Linked DNA regions of Mus musculus: region 1 is linked to region 2. The links are chromatin loops, found by intact Hi-C in ENCODE. Cell type or tissue: left cerebral cortex. All regions are shown on one strand. Each heading gives the region's core, and the rest is flanking DNA. Links, peaks and the distances in the headings are about the cores only.

Evidence for each region. Hi-C counts contacts between places; a loop is a spot of excess contacts. Peaks named below come from ENCODE experiments on the same cell type or tissue, not always from the same donor. Only the 100,000 strongest peaks of a DNase experiment are listed, where the experiment ranks them.
Region 1: a loop joins it to region 2, with 6 times the contacts of the local background. A loop is called at or near these places in 2 of 42 quality-filtered maps.

Annotation. Positions count from the first base shown.
Region 1 is chr17:57,005,298-57,021,296 of GRCm38, forward strand. It overlaps Gtf2f1 (general transcription factor IIF, polypeptide 1), which reads right to left and starts at 5,991. Exons shown (of 13, transcript NM_133801.2): 1 at 5,812-5,991; 2 at 5,679-5,725; 3 at 4,391-4,463; 4 at 2,416-2,609; 5 at 1,689-1,859; 6 at 63-247. The coding sequence starts at 5,823. Khsrp (KH-type splicing regulatory protein) reads right to left here. Exons shown (of 18, transcript NM_010613.3): 18 at 15,752-15,999. It also overlaps the pseudogene Gm17949. In left cerebral cortex, for the core only: a CTCF peak has its summit at 6,085; DNase peaks (open chromatin) are centred at 6,173 and 6,648; H3K4me3 peaks cover 1,988 bases; H3K27ac peaks cover 1,700 bases.
Region 2 is chr17:57,331,925-57,347,923 of GRCm38, forward strand. No RefSeq gene overlaps it. Among named protein-coding and RNA genes, the nearest start is that of Adgre1, 19 kb to the right of the region's middle. In left cerebral cortex, for the core only: CTCF peaks have their summits at 3,001 (motif pointing left) and 3,958 (motif pointing left); DNase peaks (open chromatin) are centred at 2,692, 3,004 and 3,950.

The DNA of each region.
Region 1 (15,999 bases), core at 4,713-7,212, 320 kb before region 2:
TGCTTCCCAGGTGGTGGTAACTCACCTGGTCTCTGAACTAAGACCTCTGGGTCCCCACTTACCCTCTTCACCACTGGCATCGCTGGCATCGGAGGACATTTCCAGGTCATCCTCCAGGTCATGAATGCGCAGCTCACTAGGCTTCTTGCGACTGCGCTTCTCCTTCTCCTCCTCATCTTCATCCTGGTCCTGGTCCTTGAGCCGCCGCTGCTGCATGATGCTGAAGTGGTTTAGGACCTTGTTCCTCCTGCATGGGAACAAGTGACTATGTACTTTGTGTAGCAGAGGATGGTGGGGAGTAGGGGACTGCAAAGAGCTCCTTGGGCAAAGAGGATGGTAGAAGATAATGACCGATACACTCAAATGGGCATCCCTTCTTTACAGGACAAATGGGCATGACAGGATAACCTCATTAAGGCACAAACACTGTAAAGGAGGCTAAGGCAGGGTAGTTAGCCTGAGCCACACCACATGCAACAGAAAGAGAAAGAGGCAGGGCATACAGCCTGGGCCATTTCAAACCCCCAAATCTTGAAACAATATAGGGTGAGCCCTGAGATGGACTCAGGCCCATGTGCACCTAAGCCCCCTGGAGACCCCAAATCTTAGCTCCTCCAAACTCAGGGTCTGTTCCAGGCATATCCAGCCATTATATTGGTTAGCTAAATAACATTTTATGGCTTTGGAGGTGGTGGGTTGTTCGGTTGTTTTTGGTTTTTGGTTTTGTTTTCTTGGTGAAACAGGATCTCTCTCTATTGTCCTAGCTGTCTTGGAACTCACTATGAAAACCAGGCTGGCCTTGAACTCACAGAGATTCTCATGCCACTGCATCCTAGAGTGCTGGGGTAAAGGTGTGCACCACCAGGCTTGGCCCAGTTAAAATTCCTTTTAAAACAGGATCTCATTGTGTGATCTTAGCTGGTCTGTAACTTGGAATATAAACCACCCCTCAAACTCAGAGATCCTGTTGCCTGTGCACCAAAGTGCTGAGATTAAGGGTGTGTACTACTGTGTCTGTCAAGTTTTGGGGTGTTTTGAAACCAAATCTCATATAACCACAGCTGGCTTCAAACTTAATACAGAAGATGGACCTGAATGCCTGGTCCTTGTTGCTTCTGCCATCTGTGTGGTAATGTGTGCATACACTACCCCCACCCACACCCCCCACTGTTAATTTATCTCAAGGATTACTTAGAGAAGGGGCAGGGTCTCACTGGACAAGGAGCCGTCCATGAACCACACCTATGCATGCCCGGAAGAAGACTACGCATAGTGGGAGGAGGAGCTGCTTTTGACATTGCAGTCCCGGCCCCTTGAGAACTGGTCCAGACTTGTAGGCAAGCACAGAGCAACCCCACAAACCACATGCATTCCTGAAGCCCTTTCTGGGCCCACAGGTCCCATCCTCAGCAGGTGTACAAGGTATCTCATGCTATACATCCCCAGTTTCTCAATCCCAGCCTCCCTGCACCCGCCTTTGTCTCTACCTCCCAGGCTAGAACTGAGGAAGTTGCCATTAGGAGGCCCCTCCCTGGACCCCCAGGCTGTGCATATCTGTGGTACCAGCCTTCACTCAGCTCCCAGGCAAGACTCAAGCAAGAGAGGTCTGCCCAAGCAAGTACTAAGCAGTACTCCAGGCAGCCTTGCTCTGAGGGCGTACACAGCTGTAACAACCACCTTTGGCTCACCTCTCCCATTCCTCCTCGGCTTCCTCAGCAGTGAGTGTGCGGTGTCGGGCCAGTGGTGTGAAATTGTACCAGTTCTGTACAGGGAAAGCCTCAAAGGCACCATCAGCACACTGTGTGAAGATGTAGTAGGCTGTGTTCTCTGTTACCCCGCCTTTCTTAATGCCTTTGAACCTGTGGAGAGCCTAGGTTAGGTCACGGTCCCACCCACCCCACCTGCACTCCTTCCACCCTCTCTACAGTTCCCATTTGGGCTCTTCTAGGAATGATTAGGACAGAAGGGCATGTGCTACCATCTCCCTAGCACAAACATCACCCTGCCACCTTGTGGCCACCATCTGCTACCAGATTCTGGGCCATGTTGCACTGTGTATCCTGCTCCCAGCCTATAATCCCCCATGGCTACTGAGGGCCTTACACTGTGTAGGCTCCAGCTATTGGTTCACTGAATAACTATGCATAGAGCACTCTCGTCACTGGCTCCATCAGACTCCACCTTCTTTGCAATGGAGTATCCTCGCCCATGGGGTCAGGGCCCTATCTCCAGGCCACACTCAGGCTGCTGAGCCAGACCAACAGTATCTAGTTGATTTACCTCCAAGATTAAACTTTATCAAGGAGGTGGTACTGGGACCACCATCCTGTTGGCTACAGACTCAAAGAAGATGCCTCCAAAGTATGCATGTGGGAGGGACACAGGCTGGCCCCTCCCACCATTAGCATCACTTACTTCCGTCCTGATTTGCCATTGACACGGAGTAGCCAAGGCTGGTCCTCAGGCCGAAACTCCTTTAGGACAATGCCATACTTCTTCCGGCGCGCCTCCTCCCTAAGCTTGCGGTTGAATTCACTGCCTGCACCGGACTCTGGCATCTCTTCTTCCTGGTAAATCTTCTTGTTGCTCAGATCTCGCTCCAGCCGTGCCTGAAGGAGAAGCAGGAATACTCTTCTGTCTCCCTGTGCCAGGCTTCATGTGCTCCCAGCAGACTCCCCATGTGGCATGAAGGCCAGGGATGTGAGCACCTGTTGCCTCTGCCCAGGGAGAGGGCTGTGGAACTGGTTCACTGGGTAAGGTAGCAGGCTTACAAGCACAAGGATCAGGAATTCAGATCCCCAGGACCCACAGACAAAGTTGGGCATGGCATCTGAGACCCCATGAGAGAGGTGCAGACAGGAGGGGCTCTGGAACTCACAGGTCAGCAAGCCCCAGGTTCAGTTAGATACCCTGACTCAAAACACAACGTAGAAAGGCTATGGGACGGTACTTGCTGTCAAGCCCGAGGCTTGAGGTCAAGCCCTGGGACCCACACTGCAAAAGGTGAGAAGTGACTCCTGAAGTCTTCTCTGATCTCCAAACTCTGTATCCCCCACATACCAGTGGCCCAACAGATGTCATCGAAATATGGTGTAGAGTGACTATGGAAGACACCTGATGTCAACTCTGGCCTTGACAGGCACAGCGTGCCCACATGCATACAAACATCACACACACAGAATACTCTGGTCACAGGGAATGTGGGACTTACTACAATAACAGTAAAGCAGACTGGTTCATGAGATCATGGAGTACAGAGACTAAAGATGTATAGTGACCACCTGAGGAAGGCCCAGGAGCAACCTCAACAATATGAAGATAGTGACATTTTAACATGGCACCCAAAAGAGTGGATAGTTTAAAACTTTGGCCTTTAACATTTTTTTTTTATTCTTAGTATTATCTAGAAAGTCCTGTTATGTAGCCCAGGCTGGCTTCAAACTTATGATCCTCCTGCCTCTACCTCCCTGGTGCTGGGATAGTAGTATCTCTGGCTATACCCATCTTGTGGAATCATTTTATCCTTTTGAGACAGGGTCTCACTACAGTGAAATTCACCATGCAGACCAGGCTGGCCTTGAAGTCTGAGATCCACTGACTCTGCTGCTTTCGAACTGGCAGTAAAGGTATGTGCCACTACGGCCAGCTGGCTTTTTCTTAAAAACAAAAACCCCAAACTTTTAAAGTGTATTTCTTTTTGTGGAGGTTGTACATGACATTGCCTGTATGAGATCCAAGGACACACTTGGAGCCACCTCTTTGCTCACTGAGTTATCTTGCTACCCACTACTTTACTTTTTTAAGACATGGTCTGTGGCTGGCAAGTGGTGGCGCACACCTTTAATCCCAACACTTGGGAGGCAGAGGCAGGTGGATTTCTGAGTTGGAGGCCAGCCTGATCTACAAAGTGAGTTTCAGGACAGCCAGGGCTACACAGAGAAACCCCGTCTTGAAAAACCATTAAAAAAAAAAAAAAAGACACCGTCTATATGTATCGTGGGCTTTACTGTGCAGGCAAGGATCATCTTCAGTTTGAGGTCCTACCCCCTTCCCGTGCTGGGATGACAGGCGTGTGCCACCATGGCTAGTATACATGGCGCTGGGGATCCAGCTTGGCCTCATATATGCTAGATTCGTGCTCTACTGACTGAACCACATCCTCTGACATGCTTTGCTTTGCTTTGCACTTCTTTTCTTTGGAGCTAGGATTTATGTAGCACAAGCTGGTCTAAAACACTCAGTCTTTCTGCCTCAGCCACCAAATGGCTGGAATCACAAATCTGCTGGAGCCACAGGTGTGGGCACCATCGTTTCAGTAAAGTTATTACTATACATAGTCACCAGCCCAGGGTTAGGTCCCTGCCCCAGCCACCCAGAATCACCCACTTACCTGGTTCCAGGTAGCAAAGTTGACTTTATCGGCTGCATTAAAAGCCATTATGTTGTATCTTTTGGCTGTGTTCCTGGAATGGGCAAGAAACTATTCAATCTATTGATTATTCATTCAACAAATCTATGCTTTACACCCTTGGTTGTAGGTAATTCTGGGAACTCATAAAAGACTCCAGAGCAATGGTTCTAAAGCTCTGACCCTCTAATACATCTCCTCATGCTGCGGTGACCCAATCATAAAATTATTTTTGTTTAGTTCACAACTGTAAGCTATAAATGGTCATGTAAATATCTGTGTTTTCCGATGGTCTTAGGCAACCTGCAAGTTGAGAACCACGCTCTAGTTTTTCAGGGGTTTTGTTTTGTTTTGTTTTAAAGAATCAAGATCCATCTCATCCAACCCAACCCCATCAGATAAAGATCCACAGACACTAGGCTCTCTTACAGCATCACATACAGAAAGAGTGAGAGCGAGAGCAAGAGCGAGAGTGAGAGAGGAGAGACAAGAGAGAACATTCATACACATAGATAATAAATTAAATCTTCAAGAAACAAAGGGACCACCAGGCAGAGTTGGCACATGCCTTTAATCCCAGCACTTGGGAGGCAGAGGCAGGTGGATTTCTGAGTTCGAGGCCAGCCTGGTCTACAAGGTGAGTTCCAGGACAGCCAGGGCTACACAGAGAAACCCTGTCTCGAAAAACCAAAAGAGAAAAAAAGAAAAAAGGAACCAAAAGTGCGGAGGACCCCTATGTAGAAAGAAGGGCAGGCAGGCAAGGGTCTTAATGGATCTGAGTGGGTTCAAAGCCAGCCTGATCAAACCATCTGAACTACACAGTAAGACTCTTGTCTTCAAAATAAACAAAACTTAAGAGGGGGCTGGGTGTGGCTCGGTGGTGGAGTACTTGCCTAGCATGTACCCACCTAAAATAAAGTTAGAAGTTGAGGGACATGGCACTTGGCACAAAAAAACAGGATGTATACCACCTGTGACCAGTTTGGGGTTTTCTTTTATTTTGGGACAGGACCCGACTATGTAGCCCTGGCTGTCCTGGAACTCACTATACAGACCTGGCTGGCTGCGAACTCACAGAAATTCTCTTACATCTGCTTCCCAAGTGCTGAGATTAAAGGCAGTCACCATGTCTGACCTGACCCGTCTGACTCAGGGCAAAGTCACCGACCCCTGACATTAACTACCAAGGGGTAACTGTTACTGTGTCTTGGACGGGGTGGCAGGGGAACACAGGGCCGAGGTTCTGGAGTGTGGGTGGACGGGGACTTACTTGGGGACTCGGACGACGTACTCGGTGACATTCTGGCTGCTGGAGCCCTGCAAGAGAGCAGGGGTCTGTAAGGCGAGGAGAGGGCGCGGGGTCTGTTCTGCGACACCTCTGTCCCCACCTCATTCATACTCACTAGAGCCGCCATGGCCGTTGCTCAAGCTGCTCCCGGTCGGCCTGACGGGATGAACTTCGTTGTGTCCCTCGGCTCCAGGAAAGGGAAGGCACCTTTCCTGGTTGTCACGTTAGTGTGATGCTGTGCTTTGGATTTCCAAATCCTTAAGTCTCGGAGAATGCTGGAAGACGAGAAAAAGAGACCTAACTCTCTGCGCATGCGTTAGAGCCTGACCCGGAAGTTGAGCTGCCACACCGAGAAGAGCGCAGCCGCTGTAACTACTCTAGATCACCAGCTTCGGAGAGAAAGCCACCTTTTGGCGGCGTTCTCTGTTTATATACCACGGAAAAGTCACGTGTAGACACGCCCGTCGTGACGTCACGACGCAGGCACCGCGGAGCATCCTGGGTAGGGTGGAAATGGAGTCTCCTGGTAGACGCGAACTCGATCCTCTTGCGCAAGCGTAAATGTGTCCAAGAAGCGGGAACGGAGGCCGAGTTGCCATGGCAACCGAGGCCCACTCTGTGGGGTGGCTTCTTCGGCTCTTCTGGGGCGGGTCTGAGGTTCAGTTTTCTGTGTCCTGGGATATGGGGATCCCGAGGATCTTGCAAAATGAGTCCCTTGTGACGTAGAGCGGAGCCGGGGACTCGGTGCAGGGTGGAGACAGGGCCCCAGCGTACCCCGGCATTGCGGGCGGGATGGGTCTGTGCGAGTCCACGCTGCCCCAGCTGGGCAGAGCTTTGAGGCCCCAGGAGAAGGGTAACGACGTGGGGTGGTTGGTTTACATGGGCCAACGAAAGGGGGAGATGGGCAAGTATCCCCACTACCTGGGGGTGTACACCAACCCCTGCACGGAAGGAACGCATCTGCGCATGCTCCCACCTCACTGTTGGTTGATGCCTTTGGCATATAACTTGAGTAGAGGAGCCAGTGTCGGAAATGGAAAGTACTATTCTCTGGGGACAAATCAGAGAAAGGGAGCCTACGGGATGCAAAGGAGTTGGTTAAGCAGAGGGGCAAGGGAGGCACAGGCATTGAACTTGAGAGGAATGAGATAGGCTGATTCCATGACTGTCTTTGCATAAACAACTGACTCCACAGATGTGTCTAGTAGGGGAGGCATTCATTTCTCCGCCTTCAGGGAGTGCGCCTTAAGTTACAGAGGCTGGCTAGGAAGACCAAAGTGAACTGAAAGGGACAAAGAACGAGGGCTGACTGCGGAGGAGAGGAAAGGGCAGAGAGGTCTTATCCCAACTCAGAGGTTGTGTGACTAGAGGCACAAGCAGGCAGCATAGAAAGGACCGCATGGTGGGCGGAGCAGGGTGCTACTGGGTGAGTTTGAGGGCCCTCTTCTTTATCTGTAAAATGGGGTGATGGAGTCACTAAGGCACTTCATGGAGGTCTGTGCAAATGGCTCAGGAAAATCCCCACAGGGGGATGCTTCAACGTGAGTCCAGGATTTCTTATAGACTTGCACTAGTACCATCTTTCTTCCCTGAACACCATAGATATCCTGAGGTATCCCCTGATCATCTTCGTGGTGGGGGGGCCCGGCTGCGGGAAAGGGACCCAGTGCAGAAACATGGCTCTGAAATACGGCTTCTACCATGTGGAGCTGGGCCAGCTGCTGCGGGAGGAGGCTCAGAGAAGCACCCAGAGGGGACGGCAGATCCGGGACATCATGCAGAAGGGACTCCTGGTACCCACGGTGAGAGTTCACAGGAGTTCATGGGGTCACTCATGGCTGGACGGAGTCCCCAGGAAGCCAGGGTCTGCTGGCCCAGTGACTGCCTTGCAGCCCTAACCTGTTCTTATCTGACAGTGTTGTGGTGATGTAAGAGTTAAGGACACTGGCTGCTCCTGTCCAGAAGCTGGGTTTGCTTCCCAGCACCCAAATGACAGCTCACAACTATCTGTTAACTCTATTTCCAGGGTTTCCTGTACTCTCTTCTGGTCTTGCACACACTCACACATACATGTAAACAAACACTCACAAATCAAAAAAAAAAAAAAAAAAAAAAAGGTCACTGGCCTAGAATGCGCAAAGTCCTGGGTCCCATACCCAGCAGAAACTGGGTGCATGCTGGGCAAGGCACCCTTGACTACATAGACAGGCCAGTCTGTGCTACGGGCCAGAGATGGCACACTGGGTGAAGACATTTTGCGGCCAAGCCTCACAGCCTGAATTCAACCCCTGAACTGACTCCTGTGAATGAATGGCACATGTGCCATCCTTCTCCAACTAGATAAATGATAAAAGAGATCTAATAACCTTTTTTTAGATCGAATAAGAGTCTAGCCCAGCCAGGCAGTGGTGACACACATCTTTTATCCCAGCACTTGGGAAAGCAGAGGCAGAAGGATTTCTGTGAGTTTGAGGCCAGCCTGGTCTACAGAGTGAGTTCAAGGACAGCCAGCGACACACAGAAACCCTGTCTTAAACTAGCCCTCCCCCACAAACAAAAGATTCTAGCCTGGGATATGTCAGGGACTATATCAGGCATGGGGGAGGGAGTGACAAAGGAAGAGAGGAAAGGAGAGAGGGAAAAAGAAAGCCAGATGAAGTGACAAACACCTGTTATCCTTGGACCTGGAAGGCTGAGGCAGGAGAATGGGGAATTTGAGGTCAGCCTGGGTAACATAGACCCTATAAATAAGTTACTTAAACAAATCAGCTGCTGTACCCATAAACTGCACACCCACATATTCAGTGGATCCTACCGAAAATGTCCAGGAAGCAAATTGCTGAGAAGGGACATACTTCCTCCCCTACACAGCAAAGTAGAGACATTTATCTAGAATTAGATTGATGGTGTATCAGGTAATGTAAACTGGTAGAGTCTTAGAATATCTGATGGGCATAGTAGGACAAGCCTGTCACTCAGGAAGGTGGAGGCAAGAAGATTGGAAGTTCAGTTCAAGGTCATTGGACTTGGTCATTGGACCGTTCATCCCAACACTCAGGAGGCAGAGACAAGATATCTGAGTTTAAGGACAGTATAAGTTTCCAATGAGCCTGGCTATGTGAAACTCTTTCTCTAAAATAAAGTATGAGGAGTCTGAGAGCCTAGTTCAGAGAACAAGGGTTTGCCTAGCATTTTGTGAGGCCTTGTGCTCAGTATATGAGTGTAAAGGGGTTGGGGGTAAAGGAAAGAAAAAGAGCCAAGCACACAGGAGGCAGACCAGGGGAGTCTCCATTCAGGGCCAGCTTGGGCTCCATGCCTAGTTGCTGGGGAGGTGGCTCAGCTGCTACAGATACCTAGCTGCTCTGTAGACATGGGTTCAATTCTCAGGTGGCTCTCAGTGGCCTGTAAATCCAGCTCCAGGGGGTCCTACATGGCCTCTGGGGCCCCTGCATGCACCTGAAGATATCTACACATAGACATACACACAATCAGAAATGATTTCAAATTGTTTTTAAAAGCATGCAAGCAGAGAGGCAGCCAATGACTAGGATGCTGGGTGCTGTTTCCCTGTCTTACAAGAGGCCCACAGTGAATGGCCTTCACAGTCCCTGGCCTTTTTGGAGGGGTGGATCCTGAGTCCATGCCCTTTCCTTCCCAGGGTTTGATTCTGGACATGATCAGTGACAACTTGTTGTCTTATCCAAAGATCCGCGGCTTCCTCATCGATGGCTTCCCCAGAGAGCTGGAACAGGCCAAAGAGTTTGAGCGGATTGTGAGTGACCTGATCCCCTAGAGCCAGAGCACCCTTCAGGGTGTGCGCTACCTGAGTGGAGGTTTCAGACCACCCTTTCCCTACTCTCCATAAAACCCTAGTGGATGGATATGGGAGGACCTGAGGCTGGGAGCTAGGACCTTCCTTCCTTCCTCTCCTCCCTCTTCTCCTGATCCCCATCCCCATCTCCCGATACCTTCAGATTTCATATAGCCTAGGCTGATCTCAAACTCCATAACATAGGAGAGGCTGACCTTGAACTCCTACTCTTCCTGCCTCCACCTCTGGGGTGCTAAGATGGCAGGGATGTGCCACCACACCTAATTTATATGCTGAGGATGGAAGCCAGGGCTTCAGGCATTCTGGGCAAGCCGTCTACCTACTGTGCTCTACCCAGCCTGCACATGCGATTTCTTTTCTGCATTAGTAATGGTCAGAAACTGAGCATGGAGGTACATGCCTGTCACCCCAGCACTGGGGTCCTGTGAGGCAGGAGGATTGTGATTTCTTAGGCCAGCCTAAGCTACATTTGGAGTTCAGCTGGAAACTCCATTAAAAAAAAGATCCAGTTTTAAACAAACAATACAAATTGAACAGGCCCTCATGCTGGCTGACTTCTGGCCGCCACACTCACACACACATGCATGAAGAGATTGGGATGCAGATGAAAGATTCCAGAGGGTGAATTTATCCATTCAGAGTGTTGCCAATGGGCATAGGAAACATTCACACTGCTGTTGCCATGGGGATGTGCAGGACCAACATTACCAAGCTAGTAGGGTTTATGGGAAGCTGAGAGCTGTGTTGCAGAAGCTGCCCCCCAACTCCCACCTTGCTTAAATATTGGTCACAATTTCTTAAAATGTGAAACTGTGTAATGTGAAACTGTGTAACCCAAGGCGAACTGTGAGCTGAGCTGGTTCCCAGAGTGTTCCATGTAGCCCTGGCTAGCCTCCATCTCTAAGTATCTAAGGATGACCCTGAGCTGAAAATGCTCCTGCCTCCACCTCCTTGGTGCTGGGATAATAGAAGTAAGACAGCACTGTCCCGCTGGCTTCTTTCTGTTTTGTGCTGTCTACCACAGATATGCCTGGTGTCCTTAAAGTCTAGGTGTGAAGATGGCATCAGATCCCCTGGAACTGGACTTAGAATGGTTGTGAGCAATCATGTATACGCTGGGAATCAAATTTAGGTCCTCTCCAAGAACAGGTATTCTATCACCAAGCCATGCAGCAGTCCTAACTATGCACTGAACGTGGGTACATGGGTGCACTCTATAATACCCACAGAACTTTTTTTTTTTTTTTTGAGGCGGGGTTTCCTTGTGTAGCCCTGGCTCTATAACTGACTCCATAAACCAGGCTGGGCTTGAACTCAGAGATCCACCTGCCTCTGCCTTCTAGTGTTGGCATTAAAGGTGTGTGCCACCACTGCCTAGCTGGTTTTTGTTTTTTAAGTGAGAGTCTGGGGTGTGGTTCAGGGATGCATTCTGTGGACACTTTGCTTTCTTGGGTTGTGAGATGCTTATGGATACGCTGGTCCTGGCTCATAACCAGTCCCATATCCAAACATGTAATGAAGCTCAAACTGAAAGCAGTGGGCGGGGCCTGCTAGAGTTCTCAGCAGGAAATGGGGCTTGTATCCAAGCCTGAGGACAGGAGAGAACTGACACCTGCAGTGTGTTCTCTACCTCCACACAAGCACTACCATGACATAACATGTGTGACACAGACAGAGTAAATACATGTAAGTCAATACATTTAGGGAAGAGATTTGCACCTGTACTGAACACATAGAAATTTGCTTTGACAATAAGCACTGTGGCTATTCTGTCAGGTGCTCTGAATCACCGACAGGCAAAGTGTGGAGGATATGGGCAGCTTTGGGCAATTACAGAACCAGTGTCAAGTAGATTCTCTTATCCAGGGTGTCTGAGCAATGTGGACAACTAACTAGAGGTTATAAGGAAATACTTGTCTGCCAGAATGGAGCCTATGGTCTCCATTCTGCATTCTATGAGGAAGTGTACAGGACAAGCATCTTTATATAAAACAGGGCTAGGGGCTGGTGAAATGGCTCAGCGGTTAAGAGCATGGGCTGCTTTTCCAAAGGTCCTGCGTTCAAATCTCAGCAACCACATAGCGGCTAACATGTGTAATGAGATCTGTAATGAGATCTGATGCCCTCTTCTGGTGTGTCTGAAGACAGTTACAGTGTATTTATATAACAATAAATAAATCTTTAGGGCTGGCAAGATGGCTCAGCAGGTAAGAGCACTGACTGCTCTTCAGAAGGTTCAAATCCCAGGAACCACATGATAGCTCACAACCATCCGTAATGAGATCTGACGCCCTCTTCTGGTGCATCTGAAGTCATCTACAGTGAACTTATGTATAATAATAGCTAAATCCTTAAAAAAAGTATTTAGGGCTGGAAAGATGGCTAAGGGCTCTTCCAAAGGTCCTGAGTTCAATTCCTAGCAACTACATGGTAGCTCACAACCATCTGTAATGGGATCTGATGCCCTCTTCTGGTGTGTCTGAAGACAGTGACAGTGTACTCATATACATAAAATAAATAAATCTTAAAAAAATGTTAAAATAATAAATCTTAAAAGATAAAAACAAAACAGGGCTGGACATGGTAGCATCCACCTTTAATCCCAGCATTCAGGAGGCAGAGGCAGGTGGATCTCTTTGACTTTAAGGCCAGCCTGGTCCACAAAGTTCTAGGATAGCTAGAGCTACACAGAGAAGACTCCCTGTCTTCAAATAAGATGGAAAAAAAAGAGGAAGCAAAAGAAAGGGAGGAAGTAAGTAACTGGAAAAATGACTCAGTAGTTAAAAGCACTCAATGATCTTCCAGGAGACCTGAGTTCAATTTCCAGCACCCACTTCGTAGCTCCACAGGCACTCCCTGCTTTTGGCCTCTGTGAGCACCAGCACTCTTGTGTAGCACACCTATACATATAGGTTTAAAAAAAAAATCTTGGCCAGGCAGTGATGGCACATGCCTTTTATCCCAGCACTTGGGAGGCAGAGGCAGGCAGATTTCTGAGCTCAAGGCCAGCCTGGTCTACAGAGTGAGTTCCAGGACAGCCAGGGCTACACAGAGAAAGTTTGTCTTTTTTTTTTTTTTTTAAAAGATCTATTTATTATATGTAAATTCACTGTAGCTGTCTTCAGGCACTCCAGAAGAGGGCATCAGATTTCGTTACGGATGGTTGTGAGCCACCATGTGGTTGCTGGGATTTGAACTCAGGACCTTCGGAAGAGCAGTCGGCGCTCTTAACCACTGAGCCATCTCGCCAGCCCGAGAAACTTTGTCTTGAAGACCAAACAAACAAACAAACAAACAAAAATTTAAAAAGGATGAAGGGAGACCAGCAGATAAAAATGCTTGCTGCTAAACCTGACAACCACAAGTTCTATCCCTGGAATCTACCTAAAGATGGAAGAGAGCAGACTTCCACAAAGTTGTCCTTTGACTTTCACACATGCCTCCCCTCCTTCCAATAATAAAAGAAAAAGGATGAAATATCAGAACCATACATGCAGGTGTCACAACTGTCGGAGGTCCAGGCAGTAGGTGACTTTGCTGCCAGTAGAGAGAGGCCATTGGAGGAAGGGGAGAGAACCTTCAGGCTCTAACATGCATTGCCCACCACTGCAAATCAAGCCTCAGTTTGGATGGGACTAGGCTCACAGGACAGAATAGTCACCTCCCATATTTGAAGCCCTTGGTTCCATCCATCCCCAGGGCTTAGAAGTGAAACCCCGTTTGTGACAGCTCAAATGTGAGGTAAGGGACTTCGGTGGTATCCCTGACCCCATTGGAAGCAAGAGACCAAGCATGGTGGTACACACCCTTCATCCCAGCACTGAAACTGGGGAAGTGAACGATCAGGAACTCAAGGTCATCCTGGGCTTCATGAGACCCTGTCCAAAAAAGAGGTGGATCTCTGAGTTCCAGGCCAGCCTGGTCTACATGAACAGTTTCAGGACTGTATAGTGAGACCCTCTCCATAAAAGGAAAAAAGGGGGAGGGGAGGGAACTAAAAGGATTTATGGTATCACCACACGGGATGCTGAGGCAGGACGGATGTTTGAGGCTAGATTTGAGTATTTAAAATGATCTGGTCTGTATATAAAAAATAGTAAATAAGAAAAATGAAAACATATCTAGTGTGGCCGTACACACCTGTAACTCCAGCATCTGGCATCAGAGGCAGGAGGATCAGGAGTTCCATGACAGCTGAGGTGAAAAAGTAAACCAAGGGGTACAGGATAAGGCTGGCTCAGCAAAGTGCGAACCCTACAAGTATGTGAGCCTGAGTTCCATCCCCAGAGCCACATAGAACGCTGGGTGTGGTGTATATGCTTCATCTGATCCCTGAAGCTTACTGGTCGGCCAGCCTAGTCTATGTGTAGTTTCAGGCCAGTTTGCAGAGGACTTGAGTTCGGTTCTTAGCATCCATGTAGGCAGCTCACTGCCACCTCTACTCCAGCTCCCAGGGACCTGATGTCCTCTTCTGGCCTCCACAGACACTTTACAAATTCGTGATGTCTCCCCAGCCTCATGGCCTCTGGGGACTGGATGCAAGACTCTCTACTCAGGGTTCTGTTGGTTGCTGCCTAGGTGGGCAGGGCCCCCAACATGGTCATAGTGTTTGACTGCTCCATGGAGACCATGGTGCGCAGAGTGCTACGACGAGGACAGGTGGAGCACCGGGCAGATGATTCAGAGCCGGCCATCCGCAAGCGCCTAGAGACGCACTACACCCTATGTGAGCCTGTCCTGACCTTTTACCAGCAAAAGAACCTTCTGCGACATGTGGGTACTTAGAAGTGAGCCCCAAAAGCCCCACTTAGTGAGTTTGGAGTTTGCAACTTTGTTCAGTATGAAATGGTGGGTGAGGGAATTCCATCTCCTTAGGATGGCACAGGCTGAGGCCTCACATAGCCCAGGCAGGCCTTGAACTCATGAAATCCTCTTACCTCAGTCCTGAGCGCTAAGATGACAGGTGTGAGCCAGTGAATGTGCTTCCAGTTTCTGAAAGCTACAATGGGGTCCCCAACTGCCACCTGTGAAGCTCTGGGACTGCCCATACAATCTGGCTCAGCACACGCTGGGGTGGTTAGTGTCAGTGGAAGGGAGATAAGGGACTTTGGTGGTGTACTTGTCCCTATGGGAAACAAACATGGGAGACTGTATTCTATTCTGATCCCTGGACCCATGGGGTCTCTCTCCATGGCTCACTCCTGCCCCATCCCCAAACCCAGTCTTAGGACATGAGATGGCACTCAATACAGCAAACCTGCTTGTATCCGGGCTTGCCTCAAGGGGCTGATGGAGCATAGGTCTTGTCATGAGCTGCATCTTTGATCTTATGTCTTCTTTAGATATTGGCTGAAGAAGCTCCGGAAAGCATCTTTGCCAAGTGCTGTTCCGTCATTGAGAGTCTGCTGTGAGCTAGGTAGGACTGGGCCAACATCTGGCCTACCACAGCACAAAGGACCCAGACCTGAGGTGAGTCCTTGGCACTAACAGGGCAGACAGGTACCTAGAGCAGCTGGAGGGAAACCAACTTCACCTTTAAGTGGCAGCTGCTACTGCATCGTGTGGACTCTGTAAATTATCCTAGCAAGGCATGATTTTCACAGTTTGAGGGCAGCTTTGGAGAATGGAGTCTCACTTCTGCTGGCCTACAAGCTCTCCGCCTGGCTTTGGAGCTAGCACTTTTCACCTGTTAGGCCATCTCCCTGGCTGATTCTGAGCAGAGAAGAAACTTTACAGGCTGCCACACTGCTCAGACCCCCTGGCACTGTCCACTTTGTCCTGGGCTTCGCTCACCCAGACTAGGCCTCTTCTTTCCACCCACACTCGTCAGGCCTGTACCCCCAATGGGATGCTTCCACGAGGCAACCCTTAGTGACAAGTGTGGTCACATCCATGGGAACATGAGCCCCAGGGACCCTCCTCAGTGCCTGGTTCCTCAGGTCCCAAAGGCAAAGTGCAGAGACAACTGGGTAGGGCTCCCTGAAAGATAGGTGGTTTCAGGGACTGCACCCCACTCCATCCTCTCTAGCCCGTGCATTGAAAAGGGAGGTCAGGAAAGCATGCGCCTGCAAGCTGTTCTCTATCTAAAACTAAGACAAAATCCCCACAACTTCTCACCCCCAGGGTTATGCTTATAACTAGGGAAAGCAGCATACATCTGCTTCAGAAGCCTACTCGAAGGCAGGGGACACAGACCAACAGATCACAGCCAGCAGGACACAGGGAGGTTTTTGATACCATTTATTTGTGAAGTTAAAAACGAGCGATAAAAAGTAAAAACTGCCATACAATTTTTTTGTTTTGTTCTCATTTTTTTCTCAGTTTATCTCATCTTCAACAGATGACAACGTACCAGGCCAGTCCTGGGGTTGGGGTGGGTATAAGGAGGAGCCAGGGAAGAGCGGGGGCAGGGAGAAAGAGAGACAGAGAGAGATGGGCAGGGCAGGAGGGGCCTGTGAAACCCACACCTGG
Region 2 (15,999 bases), core at 2,495-4,994:
CCCAGCACAGAGAAATCTCTCTTCTCATGGTACCCTATTTCGGTTGTGGATGGACTTGTGGGGATAGGATTCCATCTTTTTACCACCACAGACTGTAGCTCGTTCTCTCCTATCTGCCATCTGTCTGTCTGTTCTCTTGGCTTCGGACTTCTGTTTATTTTTTTTGGCATGTTTTTAATGGTGGATATTACTTAAACCTAATAATGAACCCATTATTATGATATTTCCATACATGTATTATTTATTTTGATCGTATCCTCCGTCATTCTCTCTTGTCCCCTCCCACTTCAGCTGATTTCCTTCCTTTTCCTACCCAGTCTACCTTCTACTCCCATGTCTGATTTCTGACAGACCACAGAATTCTATCAGGGCTGAGATGAGAGGCAATTACAGGAGTGTGGGCCGCTGACTGTGGCTATATCACTGAAGAAATTGCTATCCTGTCCCAGGAGACCTTGAACTGTCTATCAATCCCAGGAAGGGGTGGGGCCTCATGAGCCCCTCCCCCTCCAATTGTTAACTCTATTAGTCACCAGGAAGGGGTGGGGCCTCACGAGCTCCTCCCCTCCCAACTCTATCAGTCACCAGGAAGGGGCGGGTCCTCATGAACCCCATCCCCTTACCTCTGTTGATTGTTTCAGAAAAGGCCTGTGCATCAGACTGATTCGTTTCAACATATATTATTCATGCCTTGGCATCTCTTTCTTATTGAATAGACTTTATTTTTAAGACTGTGGTTAAGCACAGCACACAGTCTACCATCCCTGCCATTGTGAGTGTTTTAACTATTGCTAAGTGTATTCATGGCCCCAGAACCAATACCCACCTTCCAGAACTTTTTCATCATTTACATTACACCCACCACCCTCTGGCCCCAGGCCTTGGCAGTACCCCCCTCTCTCTCTGATTTGACTTTACCTGCAGTACTTTAGGGCTAAGTCAAGAGCTAAGTAACTGACCTTTTTGGGTGGATTTCTTTCGATCGGCTGGGATCACCATTACCAAGCTCAAATAAAAGAAGGGCTAGCGTTGGTGGCCAATGGGACAGGACTTCAGAGTGTACATTATTTAGGAAGGCGCCATTGTATCGAACATCCCCATGGCCCAATATTAGATCCAGCTTTGTGGGCGGTGGAGAATGTTGGTTGAGACATAATGGACTTGGAGGTCATCTCACCCCCTGGAAAATTGACGGTACATTACCAGAGAGTCAGGGACATATTTTTTTGAAGGCACAGCATCGTGATGTGTCTGGAGAGAAGGCTCAGAGGTTCAGAGTTCTTGCTGCACAAACATGAGGACCTGAGTTTGAGTCCCCAGCATTCAGGAAAGATCTGGGCTTGGCCAACCCTGGGCAGGAGAATTGCTGGGACTTCTGGCTGTCAGCCAAGCTCTGCATTCGGCAAGAGACTAGGTATCAGGGGAATGAGTGGGGAGTGTTAGCCTCCAGTGGCCTCCACACCTGTGACGGTATAAGCACCTGCATATGTAGAATTACAGGTGTGAGTACATCCCACATAGCACACACACTAAAAAAAGCTGAGTCTCAGGGCTAAGCTGTGTTCTCAGCACCCTAGTGCAGTGGTCACAACCCCTTTGGTAGTTGAATGACCCTTCCACAGGGGTTGCATATCACAATATCCTGCACATCAGATATTTACATTACAGTTCCTAACAGTAGCAAAATTACAGTTAACAAAGTAGCAAGGAAATAATTTTGTGGTTGAGGAATTGAGTTAAAGGGCCACGGCTTTAAGAAGGTTGAGAATTACTGGTCAAGTGGCTAACAGAGGCCACAGCACTGCCTGGTTCTCTCTCAGGAAAGTCAGTGCCCGAGTGCTGTCTCACACACATTCTTGGCCAACGATAGACTATGGCACAGGAGTCTGGTCTGAAATGCTTATCACGTCTGAAGGGTCTGCCTTCACTGTAGGGAGAGTCACTGGATTTGCGGGCTTCAAGAACTGCATTAGAGTTCACTAGAGGAACAGGACTGATAGAATCAATAGGTATCAAAGGAAGATTTGTTCGTCTGGCTTATCTGATACAGCCTGGGCAGTCTATAATGGCTGCCTGTATGCTGCCAAGGCCGAGAACCTGGTAGCAGCCCAGTCTATGAGGTGGGTGCTGCAAAGTCCAGATCTGAAGGCCTGGGGTGGGGGGATTTCTGGAGGGTCCCAGGTCTTCAATGCATGTCAGATAAGGATTGTAGGAACAACACAGGGGCAGTAACAGAGTGGAGGAGCTCTCCAGGAAGGGGCAAAGTCCCCCCGTGAATTTCCCCAGAAGCACGTCTCTCAGCTGATTCAAGTTCAAGTTCAAGTCCACAGTCAAGGTTAACCATCACAAGCACCATGGTAACAGAATGCTGCCTGCTCCCATGGTTCTCCCATGAAAAAGAAAGGCTGAATCATGCGATGCTGAGGAGTTAGAGGTCACGAATCTGCTCTTGGAGCCATTCCAGCCATGCCCAGAGTGTTCAGTCCATCTTTAAGGCTCAGGGTGGCAGAAGTTTGTATTAGTCAGCTCAAGTTACGTTTTGCTGTAGTGACTGCCTACGGTGGGTTGACTTGTAGGGTCTGTGGGGGATTGATGTGGGAAGACCCAGCCTGTAGTGGGCCACACCATTCCCTAGGCAGGGATCCAGAACTGTGGAGAAATGAGCATGCTGGCCTTCACTTCTTCATTCTTGACTGTGGTTGTCACGCGGCCAGCTGTTTGAGGTGTGTGTTCTAACTGCCCCACAAAGATGGGCTGTAATCTAGACCTGTAAACTCAACCCCTAGCTTCCAAAGCTCCCTTTTTTTTTTTTTTTTTGGTCAGGATATTTTATTATAGCAACAGAAACTAGGCCAGTCCTCAAAATACTCTCCCTACACTGTTCTAGGGATTTAAAAACATGGATGAAGATGTGGGAAATCGGACATAAGCTTCAAACGCAGGGGCAGACATCCAAGCAGGACCGGTCCGAGGCAGACAGCTGGACGTTAAAGGCACGATCGCCCCCTCGCGGACATGTGCGGTAATGACACAACGTCTGCAGCTGGGCGGGTCGTTTGCAGAGGGGAGGAAAGACGGAAGAGATTGAGTTTATTTGTGGGTGTGCACACGTGTTTACTCACAAGTCTGTGGATATGAGCCTAGAGAGGCCCCCAGGAAGGGACCCTGGTATTTCTGGCATCTCCACCCAGTCTTCTAGAAGGAATGGCCAGCGGCACTACTGGATGATATGGTGTCTTCAATTTATTTTTAGTTTATTTTCTTTTCTGTTTTTTATTTTTATTATTTATTTATTTATTTATTTTTTTGAGACAGGGTTTCTCTGTGTAGCCCTGGCTGTCCTGGAACTCACTCTGTAGATCAGGCTGGCCTCGAACTCGAACTCAGAAATCCACCTGCCTCTGCCTCCCGAGTGCTGGGATTAAAGGAGTGCGCCACCGCTGCCCGGCTTAGTTTCTTATTAAATTTATTTGATTTGTGTTTGTGTGAACGAGTGTGTGAGTATCCCGAGAGCAATAGGAGGCCAGAGGACATTGTGCAGGAGTCAGTTCCCTTTTTCTATCGTGTAGGCCCTAGAGATTAAACTCAGGTCATTAGGTGCAAAACTTCTTTACTTGCTGAGCCACCTCACAGCCCCTACCCTTCAATAATTTATTGTTACATATTTTTCTTAAAAAATGTTTACAACTTATTTTTATCTCTAGTGATTTCTAGGTGGATCTGAGCTTCATTTGTTGAATTGGTACTCTGGATAATTTTATTATTTTTTAAAAGAGAAATGCATTTATCCGAAACAATGACCCTTGTACTGGTGGAATTCCAGCCTATGAAGTCAGGCATAGACTCCAGCAGGCTGTGTTTCCTTGTCTGTGGCGCCGAGGCCCCCATTTTTCACTTCAAGGAACACTTTGCAGTCTAACCACACAGCGCTCACTTGCAGCCCTGTGCTGCCACCTAGCGTCCACGAGTGATATGGCCCCTGGGTTCAACTGTGTATATTCCCCAACTCCTCCCAGATCCGCTGTCATCCAAATCGTCTTACAACACCATGCCTTCTTTTTAAATTTTAAATAGCCCATCCAGTTTAATTTGGGGTGTCCATGTAGTACTTGGTGTGTGGCTATCCACTGGGGCATGGTCAGCCTGCGGGGTCAGGGGCATAGTTTAAAGAAAACTGCCTCTCCCTCCATCAGCAGCCATCAACTGTCCAGCTCCTCAGTTAGGGTGGGCTCATGAGCCCTTCCAACTCCTGCTGTAAGGTTGACTGGTCTGATTATAAGCAGCAGCCACAGGTGCTGTAGTTTATTAGTACCGAGATCCTGCTTCAGTCGTGCCTGACTTCTGGCTCTTACAGTCTTCCTTGTCTCCTCTTGGGGAGAGGGTTCCACCTTATTTTTTTGAGACAGGTTCTTCTATAGCCCTGGAGTTCAGTAAGTAGGCTGGCCACCTTGGGGATACATTGATCTCCACACCTCCCTCTCTCCAGGGCTAGATTATAGAACTTCATTTCCATGCCTGGACTTTAAGTGAGGGTGTGCAGAGCTCACTCAGGGAGCTTTGCTTGCTTAGCAAACACTTACTGACTGAGCCTCCCCTCCCCCCACAGCCTGGGTCTCTCTATGTAGCAGATCAAGGCTGGATTTGTGCTTATAATCCTCCTGCCTCAGCCTCCCCAGTATCTGAGATTTCATAACCTGCACCACGAGGTTCAGCTAGAGTGAGCAGTATCTGTTTTAATAAAAACTTAGGCTGGCTGTGGTGACAAAGGTCTTTTATCCAAGCACTTGGGAGGCAGAGGCAGAGGCAGAGGCAGAGGCAGAGGCAGAGGCAGAGGCAGAGGCAGAGGCAGAGGCAGAGGCAGAGGCAGAGGCAGAGGCAGAGGCAGAGGCAGAGGCAGAGGGAGAGGGAGAGGGAGAGAGAGAGAGAGAGAGAGAGAGAGAGAGAGAGAGAGAGAGACAGAGAGAGACAGAGAGAGACAGAGAGAGAGAGGCAGAGAGGCAGAGAGAGAGAGAGAGAGTGAGAGAGAGAGAGAGAGAGAGAGAGAGAAAGAGAGAGAGGCAGAGGCAGGCACATGCCCTTGAAACTAGCCTGGTCTACAGAGTGAGTTCCAGGACAGCTAGGGCTACACAGAGAAACACTGTCTCAAAAAACAAAACAAAACAAAACAAAACAAACAAACAAAACAAAACAAAAAACCAAACCAAACCAAACCAACCAACCAACCAACCAACCAACCAACCAAAAAAACCCAAACAAACCCCAAACCAAAATCCAAACCAAAACCCAAAACCCCAAAACCAAAACCAAAAACCAACCAACCCCTCCTCCCTCCCCCACTAAATGGGTGTGTGTGGACAGGGCTCAGTAGTGAATACACTTGTCAGTTTCTGATGACCCAAGTTCATCCTCTGGAACTCTTGTGGTGGAAGGTGAGGACCATTTCTTGAAAGCTGACGTCTGACCTCCACATGCACACAGCAGGATACACATTCAAACAAACAAACAAACAAACAAACAAACACATGAGAAAGGACAAGGCGATGGTTGAAGGGGAGGGGGATGCTAACTGCCTCGAGAGGTCACCATTTCACTCGTAATCTACGTACCAAATTGTTAAGGTGTGCATCACCCGACGAGGAAAAAAAAAAAAAAAAAAAAAAAAGGAACGGAATAAACCACACAGCCTGTGTACTTTGGAGTCTCCTCAGCAAGGGAGGTGGAGAGGAGGCCGGTGGGATTGAGGGATAGGCTGCACACACACAGAACCTGGATCCGTTTGAAGTCCTAATTAGAAACCAGCGTCTCTGTGGATGGTTGTGCTTTTCCTGAAGCGTGCTGGCTGGCCCAGCTGCTCCAGTGCTCGCTCCACAAACGTGAGGATCCATGTCTCGACTTGCGGATTCTAGGGTAGCGAGGAAGACCCCGTCTTAGGAAAACACATGTGAGTGGCACAGATTTGACTTAGGAGGTTAGAAGACCAACCAACAAGGGAGGGCACCAAGTTGATAATGGTGGGCAGACGAGAGGAGTTGGGAGCGGGAGGGGGAGCACATGTAGGAAGTTCTCAAAGAACTAATGAAAAATACATTAAAGCAGACAGTGGATGCTGCGTGATGGAGAAGATTAAGGTTGGTCTGCACATGCGCATGCAGGTTCGCACGCACCACCACCCCACCTTGCCACTGAAATTGATGGGCTATATTTAATTTTTTCAAATCCTTTCTGATTCTTAGAAGCTTTGCCTTATCAAGGATCATGATCTCCTGCTTCACTCTGACAAAGATGAAACGCAATAAACAAGATTTGCAAACTTCTCCTTTCTGAGTTTCCGGTAACCGTGGCGACCATGGTTCCAAATAAAGGGACAGCTCTTCCCCGGAATTCAGACCGGACCTTCTTTTCTCAGTTAGTTCTTTTTTATTTTCAAAAAATATGATTACTTTTATTACTTTTTCAAGAATTACATTTATATATTTTTCAGTGTCCCCCTTTTTTTTAAAAAAAAGAAATTAAACCACTTAGACTTATTTTATGAGTGTTTTGTCTACATGTATATATTTGCACCATATGCATGTTTGGTGCCTACAGAGGTCAAAAGGTGACAGAACTCCTGGAACTGGAGTTATGGATGGTTTTGAGCCACCACATGGGTACTGGGAATTGGCCGTTGGCCTCTCTGAATCTCCTCTGGTGTTCCCACTTTGTTCTCTAGTTTTTCCGTGGTCACGATCATCTCCTGGGGTAATGTCTCACTTCGTTTCCTGTCTAGCCGTTTTTCAGCCCATCCTGTGACCTTCATCCTTAGACTTCTTTTCTCTCTTCATCTCTGTCTTTCTCTCTCCCTCCATCTCTTTGTACCTCTCCCCTTCTTTCTCTCTTCCTTCACATTCTTTACATTTTATTAGCATCTCTTTACTAGCCTGTATTCATTGTACATACTGGGTTTATGACATTTTCACACACACACACACACACACACACACACACACACACACACACACACACACACCATTTTGATGATATTCACTCCCTTCCTGTCCCCTCCATTCCTGCAGATCCCCTCCCAACCAGTCCCCTCTCTACTTTGAAGCCTTTTGTTTTTAGTGACCCAGTGAGTTTTTTTTTCTTTTTCTTTTCCTGTTTACTTATTGATTTACATCCCAAACTCTGCTTCCTCTCTTGGTCCCTGCCTTACAGAGTCCAGTGAGTTTAATTATGGTCACTTAGGAGCATGGCCGACTCACCAGTGATCACACCACTCTACTGCAGCAAGCAAGTGTCTTTTCCTCTCCCAGCAATCACTAATTGCCCATGGTTTTCTCCCAGGGATCGTGGCCTTTTGAGCCCCTTCAGCCTCCGCGGCAGGATGTCCGAGGGCACCATCTTGTCCAGCTATAGCTGCTGGAAGTTCAAGAGCGAAGGGTTCACATTGCGCCCAGGAGTCAGGGTTCTGCACCCCTCCTCCTTCCCCCAACTCTCACATTCTTTCTGCCAGTTCCCTCCCACCCCCACTGTTGACCGAATCTTGGGAGGGGTGGGTGACACAACTGCCCTGTTTGAGACTGAGCACCCAAGAGTCATGTCAGACTCTCAGTACTCTGGCCAGTCGTGAGTTTCTGCTGTCGTCGCTCCTGTTGCACAGAGGCTTCTCTGAGCTCTGCTGAGAGCGATGGGGTGGACATGCCATGTTCACAGAGCAAGAAAGTAGTGCCTAGGCTGGTGCCGAGCTCAGGAATCCTCCTCAGGTTATGTGCATGAACCATCACAGGCGGCTTTGTTCTTTATGTAAGCTGTGCCTTTATGATGTTTTTGAGAAGTTTTTATACATACACAAGAAAATATGATGACATCCACATCCATTTCCCCCTAAGTTCCCCCAGATCCTCCACCACTTCCCCCTCTCCTCCCCTCCCCCTCCCCTGCTTCCTTCTCCTCTTATCATCTTCTTTCATTTAGTGCGTGTGTTGCAGTTTTTTGAAAAAATTTTTTGATTATGATATAATTACAACATTTCTCTTTTTCCTTTCCTCTCTCCAAACACTCCTTATGCCCTTCCCTTCTCTTCTTCAGTTTCATGGCCTCCTTTTTCATTAATTGTTATTGTATGCATTCAGGTATATGCATACATATGCATACACGCAGACAGGCAGATCACACACACACACACACACACACACACACACATTCCTAAGGGTAACCTGCTCAATCTGTAGCATGTTACTTGTATGTACTTGTATGTGTGCTTTTAGGGCTGACCATGTGGGATTAGATAGCCATTTGATGTGCTCCCCCCTAGGGAAGACTATTTCTCCGACTCTCGGGACTCCTTAGTTACCTGTGATTCTTTGTGCAGGGTTGAGGCCTCCAGGGCTTTTCCCTGTCCACTTTGGCGTGTGTATTGTCATCCTTGTTCAGCGCATGTGTGGGCAGTCGTGGTGGGAAGACTTTATGAGCACAGCTTCTGAAATTACCAGAAGACACATTTAAACAGAAAGTTCCCTGGCCCTCTGGTTCTCACAGTCCTTCCACCCTCTCCTCTACAATGTTCCCTGAGTCTTAGGTGTAGTAGATATAGCCATTGGGACCGGGCTTCATAGTTCTGCATTTTGATAGGCTGTGGTTTTCAGTCATGGTCTCCATCTATTACAAAGAGAACTTTCCTTGATGAGAACTTATTTTTGGCTATAAGGGCAAATGTTAAGAATATAGTTAAAGATTATCCTGGTTTAGGAAAGTGGTGGGTGTAGGTTTTCTTCTCAGATCCATGACTTCACTAGCACTGAGTAGTTAGCTAGGTTTCTAGTACCAGCCAGTTTCCCTCTTGTTGAGCCTGTCTTAAGTACAATTAGACAGTTGTTGGTTACTGCCAAGTTATGCGTGCCACCGCTGCACCCAGGATGCATCTTTTAAAAGGACCATCTCCCAGGAAACTGCTCCATCTCAGAGACTCCAGTCTGAGTCCTTGAACATGTTAGCCATAGCCCACACTTCTTATCATGCTTTTTCAGAGTGTATAAGAGTACTGAGCAGCAGGAGAGATGGCTCAGCCTGCAAAGTGTTTGCCATTCACAAGTGTGCCTGGAGTTCAGACCCATGTGAAACCCATGCATCTAAGCACATCCCGCCCCCTCCCCCGCCACAATCATCTGCACTTATGTACACTGTGAGCTTGCATACACACATAAATAATAACTAATTAACTAACCAAATAAATAAAATAAATAAATAAATACAGATGGCCCTAGCACAGCCATCTGTAATTTCAGCAACAGGAGATACGATGCCCTCTTCTGGCTTTCCTGGGCACTGCAAACACACACACACACACACACACACACACACACACACACACACACACACACACACACACAGACAATATTAAGTCTAGGACCAGGTGTGGTAGCTCACACCTTTATCTCAACACTAGGAGGCAGAGGCAGGTGGCTCTCTTCGAGTTGGAGGCAGCTTGGTCTATGTAGCAAGTTCCAGGGCAGACAGGGCAACATAGTGCGACACCATGTCAAAAAAAAAAAAAAATCTTAAAAGAAAAGGAGAGCAAACACTAATGGTTAGTGTTTAGTCTTGGACACCAGGTCACATGCCAAGGACTGACATGGTGGGGCTGGGTACGAAAGGTGAAAGTTGAATTCAGTTATAACCTTCCCACATACACACAGAAGAGTCAACCTTAGATTCTTTAAGATTGACTTCCTACAAACTGGGACTCCTTCCTCCTCCAGCTCTGGGGCCCCAGTTTGTCGGGTTCAAAGTTGATGATGATGGTAGATCCTTATCTTCTGCAGCCTCTGTCACTCCACATCCTCTTCTGAATCCACTTGTGTTGACGTGAGGGGGGGAGGGGGTGCAGCAGCTCCTCCTGCTGCCGCTTCTGCATCTGCTGAGGCAGAGAAGGCAAGACATTCCTTCGAGGGGAACTTGCTAGCTGCTCAGCCTGAAGCTTTTGCAGAAAACTGCAGAGGAAGAGTAGAGAGTACACTCACTCATTCAATAGTCCAGCTCAAAAGAAATGGCCAAGCTCCAGGAAGGAAAAGGGCGACGAGTTCCAAGATTTCCCCCTCCCCCCCCTTCCTCTCCCTGTTTCTTGGGACATTTTGAGACAAATGCAATTTAAGGCAGGCTTTGCGTGGATCACAGTTTGAGGGGATACGGTCCGTCATGATGGGAAAGGCATGGACAGAGGAGCTTGAGGCAGCTGTCACACTGTGCGTACGCACGAAAGAAGCAGAGCGCTGTGGTAGTGCCAGTGTTCAGCTCAGTTAGGGTTTGTCCAGTTGACCCAGCCTAGGTCATGCCCCATAGGCATGTCCAGGAGTCTTTCCCCCTTGGTGGTTCTAGATCCTCTGAAACTGTCAATCAATGGTAAGCATTTCAGTAGCTGACATCCCCCACAGTTCCGCTACTCATGGATCAGGACCTGAGGTCATGAGCGGGCCTCAGGCATGCAGCTAGGCGTGCTCTCCTGAGTCTGTTCTATACTTTGATCAGGCGCACTGGTTGGAGGAATGGCCTCCATCAGGTCAGTCTGTAGGCAACTCTGGGTTGTGTTTCCTAGACTGATGTTTGTAGTGGGAGGGCCCTGCCACCCCTGGGAAAGTGGAAGGGGGCGAGAAAGCCATAGGTGCAAGCTACTAAGCAGTGTCAATTCAGTTCCTGCTTCTAGGTTTCCATACTGACTTCCTGCCCTGACTTCCCTCAATGATGGGCTGTTATTTGAGGGTATAAGCCAAATCCACCCTTTCGTTCCCCATGTTACTTCTGGCCAGTGTTTTATCACAGCAACAGAAGAGCAAAGTAGGTATCAAAATTTTGGAAGCCACCCATGTTGAAAAGAGTTATCAGGGCTGGCTCCCGGGAATTGGGGTTTGTGGATGGCCTGTGTCAGTTGTGGTACCCAGAAAACTGACTCATCAGTGACCATAGTATTTGTGACTATACAATATTGCTTCTGAGTCTTTAATGGGCATTCCTGGTAGAAGCCCTTTCTAATGTCACAAGTGGATAGAAGGGTTGGCTGGGCTCTGTGGAACTGCACAGGGCAACCACCCTTGGATATTTATTTGGTATCCTGTGGGCCTCAGATCACATACTCTTTGTCTTTGTTGATTTATAGTTTGTTGTGCAACTTTCCTAGAGAGAGACATGAATAAATGTCTACTTACTTCAGGCACCAACAATGGACCAAGGAAGTGACTACACATAGGTCTAACTTAGTGAACCATTGATTTTAACATAGTCACATGGTAGTGACTACTCAATGGTAGTCACATCACATGAAAGCCATTCAGCATGGGTAATGATTGATTTATGGGCATCCTGGATCTGTCTATGGCATTTGCATGCAATGCTCCACATTGGAGAGTGTTCCTTCCTCAGCAATCATTCCTGATTATGTAACTTGGTGAGGGGCCTTGCCAATCTTGCAAGCTTCAGGGCCTTCCTGAGCTTTGTGAGTTGTTGACTGCTTACTTCCTGAGGCTCAAGGAACATCCCTAGGATCAGACATGTCAATTCTCAGGACACAGGTTTGCAGGTGAGCATGTTTCAGATAAGGCATTAAGATGTTAATTGAAGGCAAAACTAACTTTTATTTATGAAAATTTGAAGACAAAGACTGTAATTTTTAATGTGTAATAAAAACTAAGTACATTTCTGCATCTGAAACATTTCTTAAGTAAAAAACGCCATCTGTAGACACAGTGAATGTGCTTTTTATATTGGCAAGTTCTGACTTGAAGTGTTCAGTTCACAATTTCATATGAGTGTTTGTACACAAATAATTTGTTGAGTACAGAATGCCATATTATAAAGTACATTGTGAAATGGTACCAAGCCCATTTTAGGGATTTAGGCAAGGGGTCTCCGAGGGTTCTTGTGCTTTTGGCAGTAGAGGAATTTTGTATGTGTGTGTCTCAGCAATAGTTCAATAACTTTTCCCTTTGCTGTGATTAATTAATAATTAATTAATACCTCACAGAAGAAAGTTACCTAACAAGAAGGTTTGAGGGACTCAGTCCACCTGCTGGGAGTGTGAGGAGGTGGCTGGTCATGTTGTGTTCACAGTCAGGAAGGAGAGAGGGAGAATGGGAGGGGGAGGGGGAGGGAGAGGGAGAGGGAGAGGGGAGAGAGAGAGAGAGATAATTGTCTCCATTGTCCCTCATTAAACAACTGTTTGACAGTTCATACACATATACAAGGGACTTCAAACCTTGTTCCTCTCCCTCTGAAACTCCCTTCTCAACAAGGCCCCTCTGACTTCTGCTTTTAATTCAGTGTGTTGCCCCAGCCCGTGAGATGCCACCACCTACATTCAGAGTAGGTCTTCCATACTCCATTAACCCTCTCTAAGAATGCCCTTCCAGGGTGCCGCAGCACTGTGTCTCCTGGCTGATTCTATCCTGTCAGTTTGACTTGCCATCATAGTTAGGATAATGTCAGCTAAACTCCCCAGAGAGGTTTGTCTCCCCTCAGGGTCTGTGGATTTCCATGTTTCTGTGATCTTTAGGTGAGGGCTATAATTTGGGTCTGTGGTTTGCTGCAGCTGGTCAGCAAAGAGCAAAGAGGAAGCTGTGAGCTGATAGCAATAGTCAGAGTAGCTGGGTGCAGCAGCCAGTGCACAGTGCCAGGTCAGGAGTTCCCAGAATACACTACAGTGTTCTCAGATTTTTGCCAGGTGTATGTGGCAATCAATCAAGATGGAAGATGGGCAGATAACTTGGATTTTTTTTTCTCAACTTGACACCAACTAGAGTTGTCTGGGAAGAGGGAACTTAGCTAAGAAGTCCTCATGGGACTGCCTGTAGGCAAATCTGTGGGGGCATTTTCTTGGTTACTGATTGACGTGGGAAGGCCACATCCACTGTGGATTGTACAACCCTAGAGCAGGTGGTTTTGGATTGCAGGGAAAGCTAGTGGAGGGAGCTTGGTCCTGCACTGCACGGAAGCTTTGGCTGAGCAAGCCTGTAAGCAGTGCTCCTTTGTGGTTCTGCATCAACTCCTGCTTGCAGGTTCCTGCCCTGACTTTCCTCAGTGATGGAGTGGGACCTAGGAGTTGTAGGATGCAATAAAGCATCTTCTTCCTGTGAGGCTTCTGGTTATGCTGTTAATCACAGCAACGGAGATCCTGAATAAGACACTAGACTAGATTATGCCTATGCAGGGTCCTAGGCTCTACTGGGCTCAAATGTCCTCCCAAGGCAATGGAGAGTCAAGAAAGATCTTACAGACAAGTAGACCAATGGAACAGAATTGAAGACCCAGAGATGAATCCACACACCTATGGTCACTTGATCTTTGACAAGGAAGACAGCATTTTCAACAAATGGTGCTGGCACAACTGGCGGTTATCATGTAGAAGAATGCGAATTGATCCATTTCTATCTCCTTGTACTAAGGTCAAATCTAAGTGGATTAAGGAACTCCACATAAAACCAGTGACACTGAAACTTATAGAGGAGAAAGTAGGGAAAAGCCTCGAAGATATGGGTACAGGGGAAAAATTCCTGAATAGAACAGCAATGGCTTGTGCTGTAAGATCAAGAATCGATAAATGGGACCTCATAAAATTGCAAAGCTTCTGCAAAGCAAAAGACACCGTCAATAAGACAAAAAGGCCACCAACAGATTGGGAAAGGATCTTTACCTATCCCAAATCGGATAGGGGACTAATATCCAATATATATAAAGAACTCAAGAAGATGGACTCCAGAAAATCAAATAACCCCATTAAAAATGGGGCTCAGAGCTGAACAAAGAATTCTCACCTGAGGAATACCGAGTGGCAGAGAAACACCTGAAAAAATGTTTAACATCCTTAATCATCAGGGAAATGCAAATCAAAACAACCCTGAGATTTCACTTCACTCCAGTCAGAATGGCTAAGATCAAAAACTCAGGTGACAGCAGATGCTGGTGAGTATGTGGAGAAAGGGGAACACTCCTCCATTGTTGGTGGGATTGCAAGCTTGTACAACCACTCTGGAAATCAGTCTGGCGGTTCCTCAGAAAATTGGACATAGTACTACCAGAGGATCCCGCAATACCTCTCCTGGGTATATATCCAGAAGATGTCCCAACCGGTAAGAAGGACACATGCTCCACTATGTTCATAGCAGCCTTGTTTATAATAGCCAGAAGCTGGAAAGAACCCAGATGCCCCTCAACAGAGGAATGGATACAGAAAATGTGGTACATTTACACAATGGAATACTACTCAGCTATTTAAAAAATGAATTTATGAAATTCCTAGGCAAATGGATGGACCTGGAGGGTATCATCCTGAGTGAGGTAACCCAATCACAAAGGAACTCACACAATATGTACTCACTGATAAGTGGATATTAGCCTAGAAACTTAGGATACCCAGGATATAAGATACAACTTGCCAAACGCATGAAATTCAAGAAGAACGAAGACCAAAGTGTGGACACTTTACCCTTTCTTAGAAATGGGAACAAAACACCCATGGAAGGAGTTACAGAGACAAAATTTGGAGCTGTGACGAAAGGATGGACCATCTAGTGATTTCCATACGCAGGGATCCATCCCATAATCAGCTTCCAAATGCTGACACCATTGCATACACTAGCAAGATTTTGCTTAAAGGACCCAGATATAGCTCTCTCTTGTGAGACTATGCCAGGGCCTAGCAAACACAGAAATGGATGATCACAGTCAGCTATTGGATGGGTCACACGTCCCCCAATGGAGGAGCTAGAGAAATTACCCAAGGAGCTAAAGGGAACTGCAACCCTATAGATGGAACAACAATATGACCTAACCAGTACCCCGGAGCTCTTGTCTCTAGCTGCATATGTATCAAAAGATGGTCTAGTTGGCCATCACTGCAAAGAGAGGCCCATTGGACTTGCAAACTTTATATGCCCCAGTACAGGGGAACGCCAGGGCCAAAAAGGGGGAGTGGGTGGGTAGTGGATTGGGGGGGTGGGTATGGGGGACCTTTGGGATAGCATTGAAAATGTAAACGAGGAAAATACCTAATTAAAAAAAAAAAAGAAAGGTCTTAGAGCACTAGAGGGACATGGTCAATTTCAATGGGGCTTCCCTGGAGCTCTTCCCTGGGGTCCTTCAGGTTCTCCCCACTCAGAGTGACAGCTCAGGGGTTCTGTTTATTGCAGTCGACTTCTCTAATGGAAAATGTCTCGTGCTTTCTCCACTGCTGGGGAAGTTATAACGGGCTTTGGCTTGTGTAAGCAGCTTGGTTAGAATTACTCACTTCCCCCTTTCTGTCCCTCCAGTATCTCTTTAGTCCACGTTGGACAGCCCCAGTCATCTTTTAGGTTAGAGGGTGTGTAAGGTTTTCTGGCTTCAGTGATTCCTCCTCATCAAGACCTCACGGGGGGGTAGGTAGAGCACGAGATGACTCCTGACTCTCCACATTCCTGTGTTCTAGACAAGGCCTGAGCATTTTCTCTTACATGGAAAAGGGGCCTTGCAGATGGGGCTTGGTTAAGGACTTTGAGAAGAGGCTATTATTAGATAGATGTTTCAATGTTACCACATGGTTCTTGTATAATAAGGAGAGAAAGAGGAGGGGAGAGAAAGGAGGGAGAAGAGAGAGAGAAAAGAAAGAGGGGAGATGAGAGAGAGAGGTGGGGGAAAAAGGGAAAGAGAGAGGAAGAGAAAGGAGGGAACAGGCTGAGTAGAGAGAGGGAGAGATGATAGATAGATAGATAGATAGATAGATAGATAGATAGATAGATAGAACTACCCTGCCATTTCTGGAGATAGTTCTCTCTACAATGTGGGGCCTGGGGATCGAACTCTGGAGGTCAGGCTTGGCTGCAAATGCCTTTGCACTGAGCCTCCTCACCCCCACAATACTCTTTCTGGAGACAAATGAAAAACCTCAAGCCAAGGAGGACCGAAGCCAAAAGACTCTTTCCTTCAGCATCTAAAGGGCACAGATGCCAGCAGAACCCTGATTTTAGACTCCAGGACCCAGGGTGTGACTTCCAGATC